2 separate regions of the Homo sapiens genome follow, and region 1 is linked to region 2. Evidence: chromatin loops called from intact Hi-C (ENCODE). Cell type or tissue: GM12878. All regions are shown on one strand. Links, peaks and the distances in the headings refer to the core of each region. The heading gives the core; the rest is flanking DNA. Region 1 overlaps IQCK (IQ motif containing K). Region 2 overlaps IQCK (IQ motif containing K).

Region 1 (8,323 bases), core at 324-8,323, 54 kb after region 2:
TAGTTAGTTGCACTGGGTTGTTTTGACAAGCTACCACACGTCTTAAGTAAATAGTAAAGCCTTTATTTTTGTGTTAAGAACAGCATTTTGAAAATAAAACCTATCTGCCCATGGTTTACAGCCTTTTAAATTTGTAATATTTATATAGTCGTTTATGGTACATATTGATTGTCTTGAAATTTCTTTAACTTCTTTTTTATAAGTATGCAACAGTCAGCCGGGGGAAGATAAAGGTACATTATAAAACACACATTAATGCATTTAATAAATATATATTATCTATCAAAAGTGAGCCTTAGCTCTTCATCAGTTAATAAAAAGCACCTGCTGAGAACTCCTGTAAGCTGGTATCATCATTGCATCATTGGATTATAAAAGCCACAATGCTCCCTTTCAACTTGGGGTTTGGCCTGAGGCGTTCAACTCAGCCTTGGCCAACCGAGACCACCACCCGAGTTCACCCTTGTTCAGTGGGTCCTGACGGCATCTGGGCTAAAAAAAAAAAAAAAAAAAAGCACTGGGCGCCCAGCTTCCAACAACCAGATCTTCAACTCTGGAATCCCTGGAGATGCACAGAACTTCCCAGTTTGTAAGCTGTCAGAGCTGACTCCCTTCTCTTCCCACCCTCCACCTCCAGTGGGGAGAAATCCAGGCTAGAATGACAATTTTCTATTAAAAGGGGGGACAAGAGTGGCTGTTATAGACCCAAAGCGATTTTAATAACCAGACACGGAACAATTTGTGCTTACAATGAGAGATTTTGATCACAGATGCTCTCCTCCCGGGTCGTTTTCCCCAAACGAGTCTTGTTTACACACGCAGATCTTAAACAGAGGTGCCATTTAATTTTGTCTTTAAACCTTGCTCCACGGGGGGCAGCTGGCTGCTACAGTCTCTTGGCAAAGATGTCTCTTGATACTTTTCAGGTGTAGTCATTAGAAAAAGAACAGCTCTCTCCCTTCTCCTCTCACTCCCGCCTCCGCCCCCATTATGAAGGCGTTCAGCCCACTCTCAACCTTAAAAGCCAAAATAAAACAAAACCCTAAGTGCGATAACATATCAGATTTAAAAGGGGGGAAAAAGGTCTCATTAAATGAGGCTTCCCATGGCTCAAAGATGGCTCTGTTCTTATGCTGGGGAAGCACGACTTTCCATGGCAGCCATTTGTGCTGTGCTCACCTTATATGCTTGGACAATAAAGAACTTAGAAAACGAACGTGTGAATTGCTCCATCGTGTGAATGGTATCAGAAAGCTCCAAAGGACTCCAGAGAGCGGGGGTGAGTAACCATTTCCTGGCACGAGAATGTGTAATGCTGTCGTTTTTTCACCGGACAGGACCGAGGTGTTTGAAGATTTCTTTCTTTTCAGAATACCGGGTCCGCATGCAACCGCCCCCACCCCCACCCCAGGTCCTAGCTTCATTCCCTCCCACCCCTCCCCAGGACTCTTACGTTTTCTGTCCACGCAATGACTGGAACGGGATTCTCTAGAAGCAAGCACATGCTCTGGGCAGAGGCGGGGTGCTTCCGGGGAGGTCAGGTGGGGGTGGCATTCTGGGGCCATGCGTTTTCTTCCCCATGCGTGGTAACACAAGGAAATGTACTAACTGTTAAGGAAAACTCGAAGGCGGGTCACACAGGGAGGGCCAGATTGGCCTTACTTTCCCCAGTGCTTTGCAAGGATGGGGTGGGGAGGGGAGACAGCAGAGACTAGGGCCTTGAGAAATATCAAAAGGTTTATTGAAACATACTCAGCTCAGACGTACTGGCTTATGAAGCGGTCAGTCCTCCCCCGGCCCCCAAACACTAACCTTTTTCATTTTTCTTTAAAGGTTAAAGGCTTATGGGTAGTTTTATAGAAAAAGCAATGTAGTGATTAGAGTATCTGCAGAAGGACCCACCCTCATTTATACATTCCATGCCGTCAGGTTAAAACTCTGCTTTGAATCGATGCTAGAGGTTATGCTGGCCAAACAGTGCAGAGAACATGGGGGCTTTGAATGGCCGAGATGTTCGAAATGCTAAATAACAAAGGAATGACTTGCTCAGGACAGATGGAAACCATGACAGAAACAATGGGCTTGGAAAAGGGCTGTTTTCATGGAACCTGCAGAAAAACCAAAACAAAATATCCCCCACACCCTCCAAAAGCAACAAGAAACCCTCATGTGATCCATTCCATCCAGGAATTTTCACCATAGCAACGGAAAGGACCCGAGGTGTCACTGCTTGTGAGGCAGCGAGAGGTCATCTCTGCATCCTAGTGGGAACCCCTGAAGCCCTGCTAGGTGACATCATCGCGGAAAACCTGCCGTGGTGCCTGCCTTCCAACCTGCCTCCCGGAGGGGCTTTCAGCTGGAGACCCCATTGGAGCTCTTGAAATGAATAAGGGAATAAAATTGGGAGAGGATTTGGAGATACACCCGTAAGTGTAGGAACAGGGCGAGATGATCAAGGGAAGAAGGGACTGCTGCCCCAAGCCAGAATATTTCTATGGCTCTACAAGGGAAGGGGCGGGGCCTGTGTTCTCACCATAGACACTAGAGCAAGAGCCCCATAGAAGGAACAGTGGTTGATCACTTTCCAAATGTGATGGTCACTTCATCACCCAGAGGGCCTCTTCTTTGGCACATGCCAGGGTCCCTCCACCTCTACTGGCTATAAAGCTCACCCCACGATTCAGTTGGGCCTCACCTTGGAATCCCACCCACAACCTCCTTAACTCTCCTGACCCCCCTGAAATGTGCAAACCACCAGGCAAGCCGGTGGCAAAGTCCCCATTTGTCCTCAACGCAACGGTCATCTCCAAGAGGCTACCTGGGGTCCAGCACTTGCTGGGGAGAGGTGATAAGAGTGGGAGCCCCCCACCTCCAACCAACACCAGTCTGGCCCACCAGCTGTGAATTTGGTTCTGTTCTACCCCCAGAGGATGAAACAGTCTTCCCAGCCACATTTTCCAGTGAGCCTAATACTATTTGCAATTAGCTTTGCTTTAGTTTGCGGGGATTGAGGTTGGTCTGGTATTACGTGTCTGTGTGTGTGGCAGGGGAGGGGCGGGCAGTCGGTGTTAGCTTTTCAGTTCGTCAGTGTTCACATTTACACGAAATCCCCTTGGCTAGGATTTCCAAATTTCCTGGCTGTGAGGCGGCCTGGTTCGGCAACTGTTACCGATTTCTCCCTCAAGAAAGACACAGCCAGGGAGGCAAATCGGTAAGAGAAATTCTGATTCTCTGGAACTTAAAGTCTTTCACCAAAGGTGTCTTCCTGTGTGACTTGGCGGAGCAGTTGGGATCTGGAATAACACATAAGGATAACACACTGAGAACTCTGTGCTTTGCAAAGTCAACACTAGAAACCGATGCGTAAACAACGCGGCAAAAATAAGTTACCTTGCTTTTACCTAGATGGGTCGAATAATTCCCAGGAGAGGCAGCAATGACTGTGAGTCATGCTGCTGTGGTTCTTGGGAAGCCCAGCTCCCTTTTCTATAACCATCCACCCGTAAGGAATGTAAGTTCAACTCATTCACTTTCAGTCTTGACTATTTTTTCACACACTGGCCTTGAAGGAACCAGGAGGGCTTAAGAGTGACGGATGGGGGCTTTTCTAAGCATATTTATTATAACACACAGGCCGAATGCTTGTGAATCAGGCTTTTCTTGGCTCGGGACAATAAAACAGCCCAGTCGTTGGCAGGGGGTTTTAAGAATGCAAATCTGTGATTCTGTCTTTGAGCCTGTTCCAAACCAATGCAAACCAATGCCTAGCATACCATTCAAAAGGCCAGGAAAACCTAAATTCCCTCTAGAGATCAAAGACCATCCCTGATTTACATAAAAAAAAAAAAAAAAAGAAGAATGCTCAGGTTGAGTTATGGAGTTGGAACATGATATAAAGAATGGAAACCCAATTTACACATGTAAACTGGCTCAGACCTTGTTTCTGAAAGAAGCATGTAGCTATGTTTGGAAATTAAATGTGGAGATGAGAGTGCATCTTTGGATTGCTGGAGAAACAAAATGGTGTCATTCCAAGGAGGCAAACGTAAACAATGACAATTCTGCTGAAGGTCTGTTTGGCATCAGATAGTAGTAAACCTGCTTCTGTGTTTGAGGGAGAGAAACAGTAACTGCTTCAATTTCTTAAGACATCTCTTAGGGAATGGGAGAACCTGGTACCCAGCTGGGGAGGAGTCAACAGAGGGGTGACCGGGGACCTTAAACTAGGCTGGATGTCAGCAAAATCTGCTAGGGGCGCTCCATCATTCTGGGCTTTTTCCAAAAGTCACCTCCCAGGGACAGAGTGAAAGCCAAATAATTCACTGGGTCCAACAGCCTCAAGGATTACAAACTCTTTCAAACGAATCTACAGATGGTTTTCTAAATAGAGGTGGGTATTCTGTGTGTGGAGAAAAGGGGTAGAAAGGGAAAGAAGAAAAATAAAAGCATTGCATGCGTTTGAGCTGTGGCGGTCCTTGCAGGCCACATGGGCAGCCTCCATGGAGGAGTATGTCCCTGTTGAAGCTGCTCCCCGACACCGTAGACTCCTAGGCTTCCTACCCCCACATCACATCTTGATACTTACGGTCCCACCGTTGAGCACGACGGCCATCTCAGTTGGCTGATACACGTTGCTTCTAAACGGAGCGCTGGGTCTTTTCCCCAAGCTGCCACTGGGTCTTTTTCCCAAGCTGCCGTTGGGAAATCCTGCTGTTCGGAGAGCTGGGGGAGGGAGGGATTGGCAAGACAACATTGCCAAAAAAAAGACACAATTTTGTTTTCTTCCCCTGCAACAACAGCGCGCTCCGGGCACCCCCATCCACCCAACCCAGTGGCTCCTCCCCTTTGTCACAAGCCTGATTCAAAACAAAAGTCACAAAGGGGCTTTGTTCTCAGGCTCTCTAGGAGCCTGACCCATCTCAGTGGGTTTGGGAAAAGCTGCTGTAGAGACCAGGGGAAGGAGGCCCATGGTTGGGCCTCTGGTTCCCCCTCCAAGCCACGCAGCCTCTGCAGGCCGCGGGTGACAGGCGCCTTCTCACTACAGAAAGCCATTCATGTAAAGTTCAGCATCACACTACTCAAAACTGCTTGCTGTTTCTGGACACACACTGAGGAGGAAGCTGCTAAGAGTCTTCACTGGAAAGTGACCAGGGATGAGAACAGGGGGACTCTAACCACATGTGTAGGGTTATTCCAAACAAGAATAAAAGGGAGACCTAAAGCCAAGATGGCATGTCGGCACTTTTTCCCTCTGAAAGATGGGTAAAACCGGTGTTTCTTATTTACTGAACTTTTAGAGATTTGAACTTCCTTTTTGTTAAAGAAAAGCTAACATGAAAAGACATGGAGGAATCTAACAAACAAAAAAAAAGGGTAGAAGCCGGGCGCAGTGGCTCAAGCCTGTAATCCCTAATCCTAGCATTTTGGGAGGCCAAGGCGGGTGGATCACTTGAGGTCAGGAGTTCGAGACCAGCCTGGCCAACATGGCAAAACCCCCTCTACTAATAATACAAAAATTAGCCGGGTATGGTGGTGCACACCTGTAATCCCAGCTACTCGGGAGGCTGCAGCACAAGAATCGCTTGAACCCGGGAGGTTAAGGTTGCAGTGAGCCAAGATTGCACCACTGCACTCCAGCCTGGTGAAATTGTGTCTCACACACAAAAAGTCTTCCCTGAAGGGAGCCACTTTTCTGGCTAAAAAGCAACAAGAGAGCTTGTTTTTGCTTTTGTTTGTTTGTTTTGCAAATTACTTGGGGCAGGGACCAAAATCACCTTAGTTATACAGTTAAGCTTCACAGAGCGCCAACCAGGAGCCAGGCACTGTGCAAAGTACTTTATATATATTAACCATTAACTCATTTAATTTTCTTTCTTTCTTTTCAACTCATTTAATTTTCATCGCACGATAGCTACTTTTTTTTTTTTTGACAAGTTATTGCTGTTGTCCAGGCTAGAATGCAGTGGCACGATCATAGCTCACTGCAGCCTTGAACTCCCAGGCTCAAGTGGTCCTCCTGCCTCAACCTCCAGAGTAGCTGGGACTACAGACACATGCCACCATGCGTGGCTAATTTTTTAATATTTTTTTTTAGAGACGGGGTCTCACTTTGTTGCCCAGGCTGACTATATGTACTTTCATTATGTCCACTTTGCTTGGGGCACTTTGCTTGGGGCCCAAGGTCACACAGCTGGTAAGGGGCACAGTCAGCATTGGGACCCAGGCAAGGAATCTGTGTTCTTTTTTTTTTTTTTTTTTTTTTTGAGACAAGAGTCTCGCTCTGTCGCCCAGGCTGGAGTGCAGTGGTGCAATCTCGGCTCACTGCAACCTCCACCTGCCAGATTCCAGCGATTCTCCTGCCTCAGCCTCCTGAGTAAAGTAGCTAGGACCACAAGCACGTGCCACCATGCCCAGCTAATTTTTGTGTTTTTAGTAGAGACAGGGTTTCACCATGTTGGCCAAGCTGGTGTCAAACTCCTGACCAAGTGATCCACCCACCTCGGCCTCCCAAAGTGCTGGGATTACAGGCATGAGTCACTGTGCCCAGCTGGCATTCGATTCTTATAGGACCTCAAACCCTACTGTGAATTGTGGATGTGAGGGATCTAGGTTGCACGCTTCTTATGAGAATCTAATGCTTGACAATCTAAGGTGGAACAGTTTCATCCTGAAACCGCCCCCCAACCCCCCCGCAACCTTGATCCATGGAAAGATTGTCCGTGGTGCCAAAAAGTTTGGGGACAGCTGCTTTAGCCTACTCACATTGGATTTTTTATTACTTGCAACTTACTTCAAGAAGCCCAACTAACACCCTACCCACACCTGGGCCAGAGACAAAGGCAAGCCAGGCTCACCCACCTTGCTTAGGACCTCTCCTAAGACAAGAGGTCCCCTTAGGAATCAAAGCTCAAATGGCTGGATGCCAGCCTTTTCTTGCATAGACCCTGCATGTGATGCCAGGCTGGCCTTGCCCCCAAAGCCAACTCGGGGCCTTCTAGCAAGAAGCAAAAAGTTGTTTTAAATAGGCCTTGGCCCTAATGAGATCTGACAGCCCAAAGCCCCTAATAGAGGAAAGAACACTTTTCTTTCTTGCTCTGTTGAAAGCCAACATTTCATGTGCCTTGTTAATGCTTTCCAAGATGTGATTCGAGGTGCTACATCTCTCAGTGTATTTTAATCTTTTATCACATACCTTATGCCTTGTTGATACTTACTAATAAGCAGCAGGTGGGTGAAGTTGTATCTATCTGAGGTCTCACTCAGTGGAAGGATATAGGGTGTGGAGGCTTCTGGGGCTTGGCAAAGCCACAGGCCAGCCTGGAGAATGCCCTTCCCACCGCATGAGCATGTCAAGGATGGACTCTCAAAGGAAGAGAGCCCAAAAGGCTAAAATGCAAGAGAAACTGGGCCAACCATAGCTCCTGGGCACCGGCGATTCTGTGAGACCCAAGGGCTCAAGGATAAGGCCTCTGCCTCATGGGGCCTGGTTCCTAAAATACAAGCTGGCTGAGGTCAGCACCAAAGATGCCAACGGCTGCTCCTCCTGTGGCAAGGGAGCATGCCAGATAGTCCCCAGCCAGCAAAGCAAGGGTTTCTAGAACAAAGGCCATCTAGCCAGGACTCCAACTTAGCCTTTCTGTGGGAGCTTTGCCCGGTCTCATTTTTTTTTTTTTTTTTTTGTCAGGGTCTCTGTCTCAGGCTGGGGTACAGTGGTGTGAATACGGCTCATTGCAGCCTCGACCTCCGTAGCTCAAGTCACTCTCTCACCTCAGCCTCCCAAGTAGCAGGGACTACAGGCACACGCCACCATGCCTGGCTTATTTTTAGTTTTTTTTTTTGTAGAGACAGGGTCTCCCTATGCTACTCAGGCTGGTCTCAAAATTCCTGAGCTCAAGTAATCCTCCTGCCTCAGCCTCCCAAAGAGCTGGGATACAGTTGTGAGCCACTGCACCCAGCTTCATGTGAATTTTGGTGGACACACATTTGGGATGATTCAAAAGAAGTCTATTTTTAAAAAGGTCTGACAACACCCAAGGTTGCTGAAGAGGTGGAGAGATGGGGCTTCGATGCGTTTATCAAGGGGAAGGACAGTCCACTGGTCTACCTTTCTGGGGTGCCATCTGGCCATATGTACAGTAATTCCTCACTTGATGCCATCAAAAGGTTCTTGAAAACTCTGACTTTAAGTGAAGGAACATACAAGAGATCCTCAAATAGTGTCATTGTTTTGCTACTGAAATTGATGAGGAAAAAACTGGCTTTATTATACATCATTTCACTTAAAGTCGCAGTTTACAAGAACCTGCTAATAATGTCAAGTGAG
Region 2 (8,330 bases), core at 187-8,186:
CTCGAACTCCTGGCCTTAAGTGATTCTCTCACCTTGGCCCCCCAAAGTGCTGGGATGACAAATGTGGGCCACCGTGCCCAGTCTCTAAATGTAACAACACAGGAGATAGTGTTCTGTAAACTGTAGATGCAGAAATGAATGGTGTCAGTATGGAGGTGATTATATATCAGTGACTTTCCTATTTGAAAAGTACTGGAGGTTCTTTGCCAGGTGCGGCGGCTCACGCCTGTAATCCCAGCACTTTGGGAAGCCGAGGCAGGTGGATCACGAGATCAGGAGTTCCAGACCAGCTTGGCCAATATGGTGAAACCCTGTCTCTACTAAAAATACAAAAAAAAAATTAGCTGGGCATGGTAGTGGATGCCTGTACTTGGGAGGCTGAGGCAGGAGAATCACTTGAACCTGGGAGACAGAGGTTGCAGTGAGTTGAGATCACACCACTGCACTCCAGCCTGGGTGACAGAGGGAGACTTCATCTCAAAAAAAAAATAAAATAAAAAAGTACTTGAGGTTCTATTTCCTAAACAGAGGTAAAAGGTTTGTTGTGTGTATGTGTGTGTGTGGTGGTTTTTTTTGTTGTTGTTGTATTTTGAGACAGGGTCTCACTTTGTCACCTAGGCTGGAGTGCAGTGGTGCAATCTCACCCTACTGCAACCTCCACCTCCCAGGCTCAAACAGCCCTCCCAGTTCAGCCTCCCAAGTAGCTGGGACCACAGCTGTGAGCTACTACACCAGCTGATTTTTGTATTTTTTTAGAGACGAGTCTTGCCATGTTGCCTGGTCTGAAACTCCTGAGCTCAAGCGATCCACTCCCTCCGCCTCCCAAAGTGTTGGGATTACAGGTGTGAGCCACTGCACCTGGCCAGTATTTGTATTTAAAGAAAAACACAATACCAGTGTGGCTGATGGGCTGGCATTTAGCCAAACATTTCTCATTCACAATACTTTCAACCCAGGGTGAGCCCTGAGATGGCAGGACCAAAGAAACCTTTAGGAGTTGGTCTTGATTTGTATTATATTTCATCGTAAAGTTCCAACAATCGTTGTTTAAGCGCCAGATTCTTTTTTCCTTCTGCTTTCTCTTGAGTATGTGGCTTCCCCACATTGTTGGTCTGCTTTCCCCAGCTTCCTCTTCCTCCTTTCCAGAGAGGGGCGTCTCCTGCTGCAGCTGTTCCAGGAAGGGGGGTGGGGGTGCATTTCCTCCCTTTGTGTGAGCTCATTAGCCCTGTCTCTGGCTTTCCTCCGGGGACAGCCAGCCAACCAGGTGAGCCAGTGTCATTTAAAGGAGCACTTCCGTTCTCAGGCAGGGGTTGGTTGTCGTTTCTGGCTGACTTCAGATATGGCCCAGGTGAAGAGAGATGGCATCTGGCACAGAGAATGGCCAGCAGCTTGGTGTATGAGTCACATTTTCCTGGTAAATAGTATGCTGCCTAGATCTCCTGTGCAAGACAATTATTTTTTGATCCTTTGCAATTTGGGGTCTGATTTGAAGGCAATATAGCATCATAGTTAAGCAAGCAGGTGCTACAATGAGATGGATTCATTTGCTAATATTCACTCACTAGTAATTATTGAGTGCTTACAATGTGGCAGGCAGGCATTGTTCTGGATGCTAGGCAACCTGCAGGGAAGGAGACAAAGTCCCTGCCCTCATGGAGCTTGCATTCTTTCAGGAGACTGTAAACAGATACAAATAAATGCATAGTAACATAATGTCAAAGAGTGTGTCAGTTAGCTATTGTCACAATAATGCTGCATAACAAATCACCCCCAAACTCCAAAACTCAGCAGCTCACAATATACATTTACATCTTATAACCACACCATGGGTTCTTCCTGTGTGCTGTACAAACAAAAGCAATTCATAGAAACCAGGCATTGCAGTAAAGAAAGAGTTTAATTGACACGAGGCCAGCCATGCCACATGGGAGACAGAGTTATTACTCAAATCAATATCCCCAAAGGCTCGGAGGCTAGAGGTTTTTCAAAGATAGTTTGGTGGGGTGGGGGGGCTAGGGAATGGGTGCTGCTGATTGGTTGGGGATGAACTCATAGGGGTGTGGAAAGCAGTCCTCATGTGCTGAGTCTACTTCTGGGTGGGGAGCCACAGGACTGGTTGAGTCACAGCACAGGTCTGGGTGAGGCCATCCGGTAGTCAGAAATGCAAAAGCCTGAAAAGACATCTCGGCTACTATTTTAGATGGTGAATTTGGTCAAGGAAGGCCTCTCTGAGAAGGTGTTATTTGATCTGAGACCTGAATGAAGTTCATTCTAGGCAGAAGGAAAAGCACATGCAAAGGCCTGCAGGAGCAGGAGGGTGCTGGATGTATTGAGGACCAGCAAGAGAGTCAGTGTGTAAGTGAGCTGGAGCTGGGCATGGTGGTAGAGGCTAATGGAGGCTAAAGTGAGGGGATGGCTTGAGCCCAGGAGGTTGAGGCTACAGTGAGCTATGATTGCACCACTATACTCCAGCCTGGGTGACAGAGCGAGACTCTCTGTCTAAAAAATACATTATATATATATTAGAAAATAAAAGTGAGGCCAGGCTCAGTGGCTCACACCTGTAATTTCAGCACTTTGGGAGGCTGAGGCGGGCAAATCACTTGAGTACAGGAGTTTGAGACTAGCCTGGGCAACATGGTGAAATGAACTCACTACAAAAAATACAAAAAAAAAATAGCTGAGTGTGGTGGCACACACCTGTAGTCCTAGCTACTTGGGAACCCGAGGTGGAGGATGGCTTGAGCCCGGGAGGCAGAGCTTGCAGTGAGCTGAGATCATGCCACTGCATTCCAGCCTGGGTGACAGAGCAAGACCCTGTCTCAAACCACTCCCCACCCCCCCACCCCCCAAAAAAAGAAAAAATAAAGCAGTGAGCTAGAGGTGAATGGGAGAGGAGATGAGGAAGCAGTCAGGGGACAGATCTTGTAGAATCAAAGGTGAGCTTTCATTTGGATGCTGGAACTTTGGATTTTATTCTGACTGATAAGAAATGATGGGCAGAAGAATGACATGATCTGAGTTTTCATCAGGAAACTGTAGTCAGCATCCACAGTGACTCCCCAATAACCCCCACCCCCTGGGATTCCCATTACTGGGGAGTCTCTTCCCACATTGTATCAGGGTTAATATGTGTGGCAGTAGAATATGGCAGAAATAATGGTGTGCCACATCCAAGATTAGGTTATTAAAGACACAGCAGTCTTGTGCTCACTTGTTCTCTCCCTCTGGGATCATTCCCTCTGGAGGATGCCAGCTGGTCTTGATCATCCCTATGGGGGCACCTACATGGCAAGAAACTGAGGCCTCTAGCCAACAGCCATGGGAGGGAGCCATTGTGGAAGTGGATCCTCCAGCCCAGTCAAGCCTTCAGATGATTGCAGGCCCAGCTGACATCCTAACTGCAGCCTCAACCCTAAGCCAGAATGCCCCAGCTAAGCTGCTCCTATGTTCCTAATCTTCAGAAATTGTGTTGTTTCTTAAACCTGCCACGCCTGGGGGATGTTTGTTATGCAGCAATGGAGACCAATACAATAACTCAGGCTGCTGCAGAGAGAACAGATTGTAAGAGGATAAAAGTAGAAGCAGGAAAACTTGTAATATTTGTTTGCATCCTTGCTACTCAAATTATGGTCCAAGAACCAGTGCTATTATCATCATCAACTGGCATCTGGTTGGCATGCAGAATCTCAGGCCCCATCCAGACCTCCTGAATCAAAATCTGCATCTTTACATGGTTCCCAGGAGAGTCTTTGCATGCTGAAGTTTGAGAAGCAGCCCTATGGGTGACAGCCTAGTAGGGTGCCATGATCTGGGTTTTAATCCTGGCTTGCCAACAATGTGACCTTCAGTACATCACTTAATTTTCCTAAGCCTCAGTTTCCTTTCTTGTAAAATGGGGATAATAATATTGCTGCTGTCACAGGGTCATATGTGAGGGCATAAATGAAATGGTGCAGGTTGCACAGTGCTTGGCACATGGTTAAGGGCTCATAAGTATTAGCTCTGTATTGGCTGGGTCTGATCCATGCATTTTCTCCCTAAGAATATATTCCTGATCATTTCCTGATGATGTTCCTTAAATGAGTATTTTTTTTAATTCCCTGTCAAAGAAAATCCTGTTTTGTTTTTTTTAAAAAAACATCCTTGAGCTCATCAAGAAAACTTTTGTCTGTGCCCAGCATGATTCCAGCCATACCCCAGAATGAAGGCGCCTGGTTTCCATGGTCTGTTTCTAGGCCCAGTTCTCAGGGCAATTTTCAGGGCCACCCGGCAGGCCAAAATAGGCCACAGCACTATAAATAGTGGATTTGGGCTGCTTCGGGCCTGACTTCTCAGGTCAGGCCCTTCCCTTCCCCCTGCCTGCTCCTGTAGTTGTTTAAACATACTCTGGGTTAGAGCTGCAAGTGTATTTTCCTTAATATGCCCAGAAAATGTCTTGCCAACTTGCCAGGCTATCAGCAAAACTCCCTTTTTATTTGCTCAGTCACAATGTACCCCCAGTATGTGACGAAAACTGATAAACCACACTCCAGGTTTCACTCAGTGGTTCACACAGGGTTCACTGCAGTGAACTGGCTCCAGGGCTCAGGGATTTGAGAAGCCTGAGTGCCACCCTGCCTCTCTTGCCATGTGACCTTGTATGAGTATTTCACTTCTCAGAGCCTCATTTTCCTTATCTGTACGTGAGGCTGATAATAATAAGGAATTCTAGTTCCTAGGGTGGTTGTGTGGAGTAAATGAGAAACCTGTATATTAGCAGGACTGGTTATATATTAATTTGCAGGGCCCAGAGGAAAATGAAAATGCGGGGCTCCTTGTTCAAAGTGATTAAGAATTTCTAGATAGTGTCAGCAGAGCATAAAATAAGTGTGAGGCCCTTGTAAGCATGAGTCCTGTGCAGTTGCACAGGGCAGTGCCCATGAAGCCAGGCCTGCATGTGAGCCACCTAGTACCCTGCCTGGGGTTAGCACCAGCCAAATCTCCAACTTTCCTAGGGTCATTTTTTTTAGACAGAGTTTTCACTCTTGTTGTCCAGGCTGGAGTGCAATGGCGCAATCTTGGCTCTCTGCAACCTCTGCCTCCTGGGTTTAAGTGATTCTCTTGCCTCAGCCTCCCAAGTAGCCTGGATTACAGGCATGCGCCACCACGGCCAGCTAATTTTCTGTATTTAGTAGAGACGGGGTTTCACCATGTTGGTCAGGCTGGTCTCGAACTCCTGACCTCAGGTGATCCACCTGCCTCAGCCTCCCACAGTGCTGGGATTACAGGCGTAAGCCACCACACCCAGCCACATCCTTTTCTTTTAAGGGCTAACCAGTTTCCCTCCAGGGCAAAGTTTAAGGGTAAATTGCGCAGCTGCAATCTAGTCCCTTCTGCTGAGTAACAAACCACTCTAATATTTAGTGACTTAAAACCACAGCAGTTGATTGTTTTTCATGACGTGTGTTAGCTGGGTAGTTCCTCTACTGGTCTCACCTAGACTCGATCATGTAGCTACATTCAGCTGGTGACCTGGCTGGGCTGGAATGTCCAAGCTGGCCTCACATGTCTGGCAGGTGGTGCTGGCTGCTGGCTGGGGCACCACAGTTCTCCTCCATGTGGCTTCTCATCCTCCAGTAAACCACATCAGCTTCCTTAAATTGTAGCAGATACAATCCAGGGGACAAAAACAAAAACTTCAAGCCTTCTGGAAGTTGCACAACACAGCACTTCAGTTACTGTCTATCTGTCAAAGCCAGTCATGAGCCTTGCCTAGATTCAAGAGAGAGGTGATAGACTCCCTCATTCAATGAGAAGCACGACAATGTTTTCAAGGGGATAGGGACCCAGGAAGATGTGATTCAATGGGGCACAGTGCAGCGGTTCTCCGACTTTAGCCCACATCATAATTATCCAGAGGGCCTGTTAACACACAGCCGATGGGCCCCACCCCCAGAAAACTGGAGTCAGTAGGAGTGGAGTGGGGCCTGAGAACTTGTGTTTCAAACAAGTTCTCAGGTGATGCAGATGCTGCCAGTCTACGGATCCGACTTTGAGAGCTGGCAGAGGAGTTAAGTGTCCACACGTGAGGGCAGTGGTGCTCAACCTTGACTGTACATTAGAAACACCAGGGCGGCGATAACAATCCTGAAGCCAGCAGTTAAATCAGAAGCTGTGGTGGTACGACTCAGCCTTCAGTGGGTTTTTTTTAGAGCACCCCCAAGAGAGTCCAGTGGGCAGCCAAGCTAAGAACTGCTACTTTAGAGTTAGGCCATGTAGGTTCAAGTGCTGGCTACAGTATGCACAAGTTTAGGCAAGTTATTCTACCTCTCCTTGACTCGGTTTCCTCTTTGAAAATAGGGATGTTCGGCCAGGCGCGGTGGCTCATGCCTGTAATCCCAGCACTTTGGGAGGCCGAGGCGGGCGGATCACGAGGTCAGGAGATTGAGACCATCCTGGCTAACACGGTGAAACCCTGTCTATACTAAAAAATACAAAAAATTAGCCGGGTGTGGTGGCGGGTGCCTGTAGTCCCAGCTACTCAGGAGGCTGAGGCAGGAGAATGGTGTCAACCCAGGAGGTGGAGCTTGCAGTGAGCCGAGATCGTGCCACTGCACTCCAGCCTGGGTGACAGAGTGAGACTCCGTCTCAAAAAAAAAAAAAGAAAAAGAAAATAGAGATGGTAGCCAGGTATGGTGGTTCACACCTGTAATCCCAGCACTTTGGGAGGCCAAGGCGGGCGGATCACCTGAGGTCAGGAGTTTGAGACTAGCCTGGCCAACATGGCGAAACCCTCTACTAAAAATACAAAAAGCTAGGCACAGTGGTGGGCGCCTGTAATCCCAGCTACTCAGAAGGCTGAGGCAGGAGAATCACTTGAACCTGGGAGGCGGAAGTTGTAGTGAGCCAAGATCGTGCCACTGCACTTCAGCCTGGGTGACAGAGCAAGACTCCAGCAAAAAAAAAAAAAAGAAAGAAAATGGGGATGGCAATAGTTTCTAATTTGTATGGTTGTTCTGAGAATTAAAAGTTAATATGTATAAAAGTCTTAAAATAGTGCTGGCACTATTATGTAATGAAAGTACTACGTAAAAGTCAGCTCTTGAATACGTATTAGTGGTAAAGAAGAGATCAAGGCATTGAAGGCATTGTACGGTCTGGGTACAGTGGCTCACGCCTGTAATCCCAACACTTTGGGAGGCAGAAGCTAGTGGATTGCTTGAGTTCAGGAGCTTGAGACCAGCCTGGGGAACATGGCAAAACCTGGTCTCTACAAAAAATATAAAAATCAGCCAGGTGTAGTGGTGCATGCCCGTGGTCCCAGCTACTCGGGAGAATGGCTTGAGCCCAGGAGGTTGAAGCCGCAGTGAGCCCAGATCATGCCACTGCACTCAAGCCTGGGTGACAGAGCGAGACCCTGTCTCAAAACAACAACAATGCATTGTACAATGATATGGTCTCTAGCATAGCAAACTTTGCTGTAGTTTAACCCTGTAAATCATTGGAAAGTTTATCAAATACCTTAAATGCTTTTGCAACTTATTCATTCCCTGGTTATTTGGGTAAACAAGTACAGCGAACAGTTGGATGAACTTTATCTGAACTATTATCACTGAGCTGTTGGGGGAAATTCCGTCTTTTCCAAATCTGTACTGCGATATAGTCTTATTATTAAAGGGACTTTAACAAAAAATAGGTGTGGCTTCCTGGGAGGCCTCTTTATATCTGGCACTGCAAAGACGACCCCACCAAAAAGCAGCTGCTCTTCATGAGTCACAGAGATAGTGCCTTGCTGACTATACATTAATGACCTGAGCAGTCCTTTTTGACTCAGATTTTGTGGATTTGAAATAATCAACGTGCCATTCATGTGAGCAAGAACTGAAAGTTGTACAGATGTTAGGATGCTAAGTCTTGTAACATTAAGTTCATTCTTAACATTCTGTTTATTAGAACAGTGTTCCCCAAACTTTTCAGATCATTAGAATCACCTAGGTTTCTTCCTGAACATGCTGAAACCTTGGTTCTACCTCACACATACTCAATCAGTACCTACAGGGAAAGGGTCTGGGATTCTGTTTTGAACAAGTACCTTCAGTGATCTCAGTGTCATCAGGTAAATTTAGGAAATAGCCTTAATTTTTTTTTTTTTTTTTTTTGAGACAGAGTCTCACTCTGTTGCCCAGACTAGAGTACAGTGGTGCAAACTCGGCTCACTGCAGTCTCTGCCTCCCGGGTTCAAGCAATTCTTCTGCCTTAGCCTCCCCAGTGGCTGGGATTACAGGCGTGCACCACCACACCCACTGATTTTTGTAGTTTTAGTAGAGATGGAGTTTCACCATGTTGGC

Evidence for each region. A loop is a pair of places that touch in the nucleus more often than their neighbours do. Peaks named below come from ENCODE experiments on the same cell type or tissue, not always from the same donor. Only the 100,000 strongest peaks of a DNase experiment are listed, where the experiment ranks them.
Region 1: a loop joins it to region 2, with 2.4 times the contacts of the local background. A loop is called at or near these places in 4 of 110 quality-filtered maps.

The regions. Positions count from the first base shown.
Region 1 is chr16:19,857,252-19,865,574 of GRCh38, forward strand. IQCK (IQ motif containing K) reads left to right here. Exons shown (of 9, transcript NM_153208.3): 9 at 1-1,216. GPRC5B (G protein-coupled receptor class C group 5 member B) reads right to left here. Exons shown (of 4, transcript NM_016235.3): 3 at 4,586-4,722; 4 at 1-3,293. The coding sequence ends at 3,249. Among named protein-coding and RNA genes, the nearest start is that of GPRC5B, 23 kb to the right of the region's middle. RefSeq lists enhancers at 935-2,134, 3,408-3,989, 4,570-5,150. In GM12878, for the core only: no CTCF peak of the experiment used is centred there; a DNase peak (open chromatin) is centred at 3,507.
Region 2 is chr16:19,803,865-19,812,194 of GRCh38, forward strand. The region is part of intron 7 of IQCK (IQ motif containing K); the gene reads left to right. Among named protein-coding and RNA genes, the nearest start is that of IQCK-AS1, 42 kb to the left of the region's middle. In GM12878, for the core only: no CTCF peak of the experiment used is centred there; a DNase peak (open chromatin) is centred at 4,527.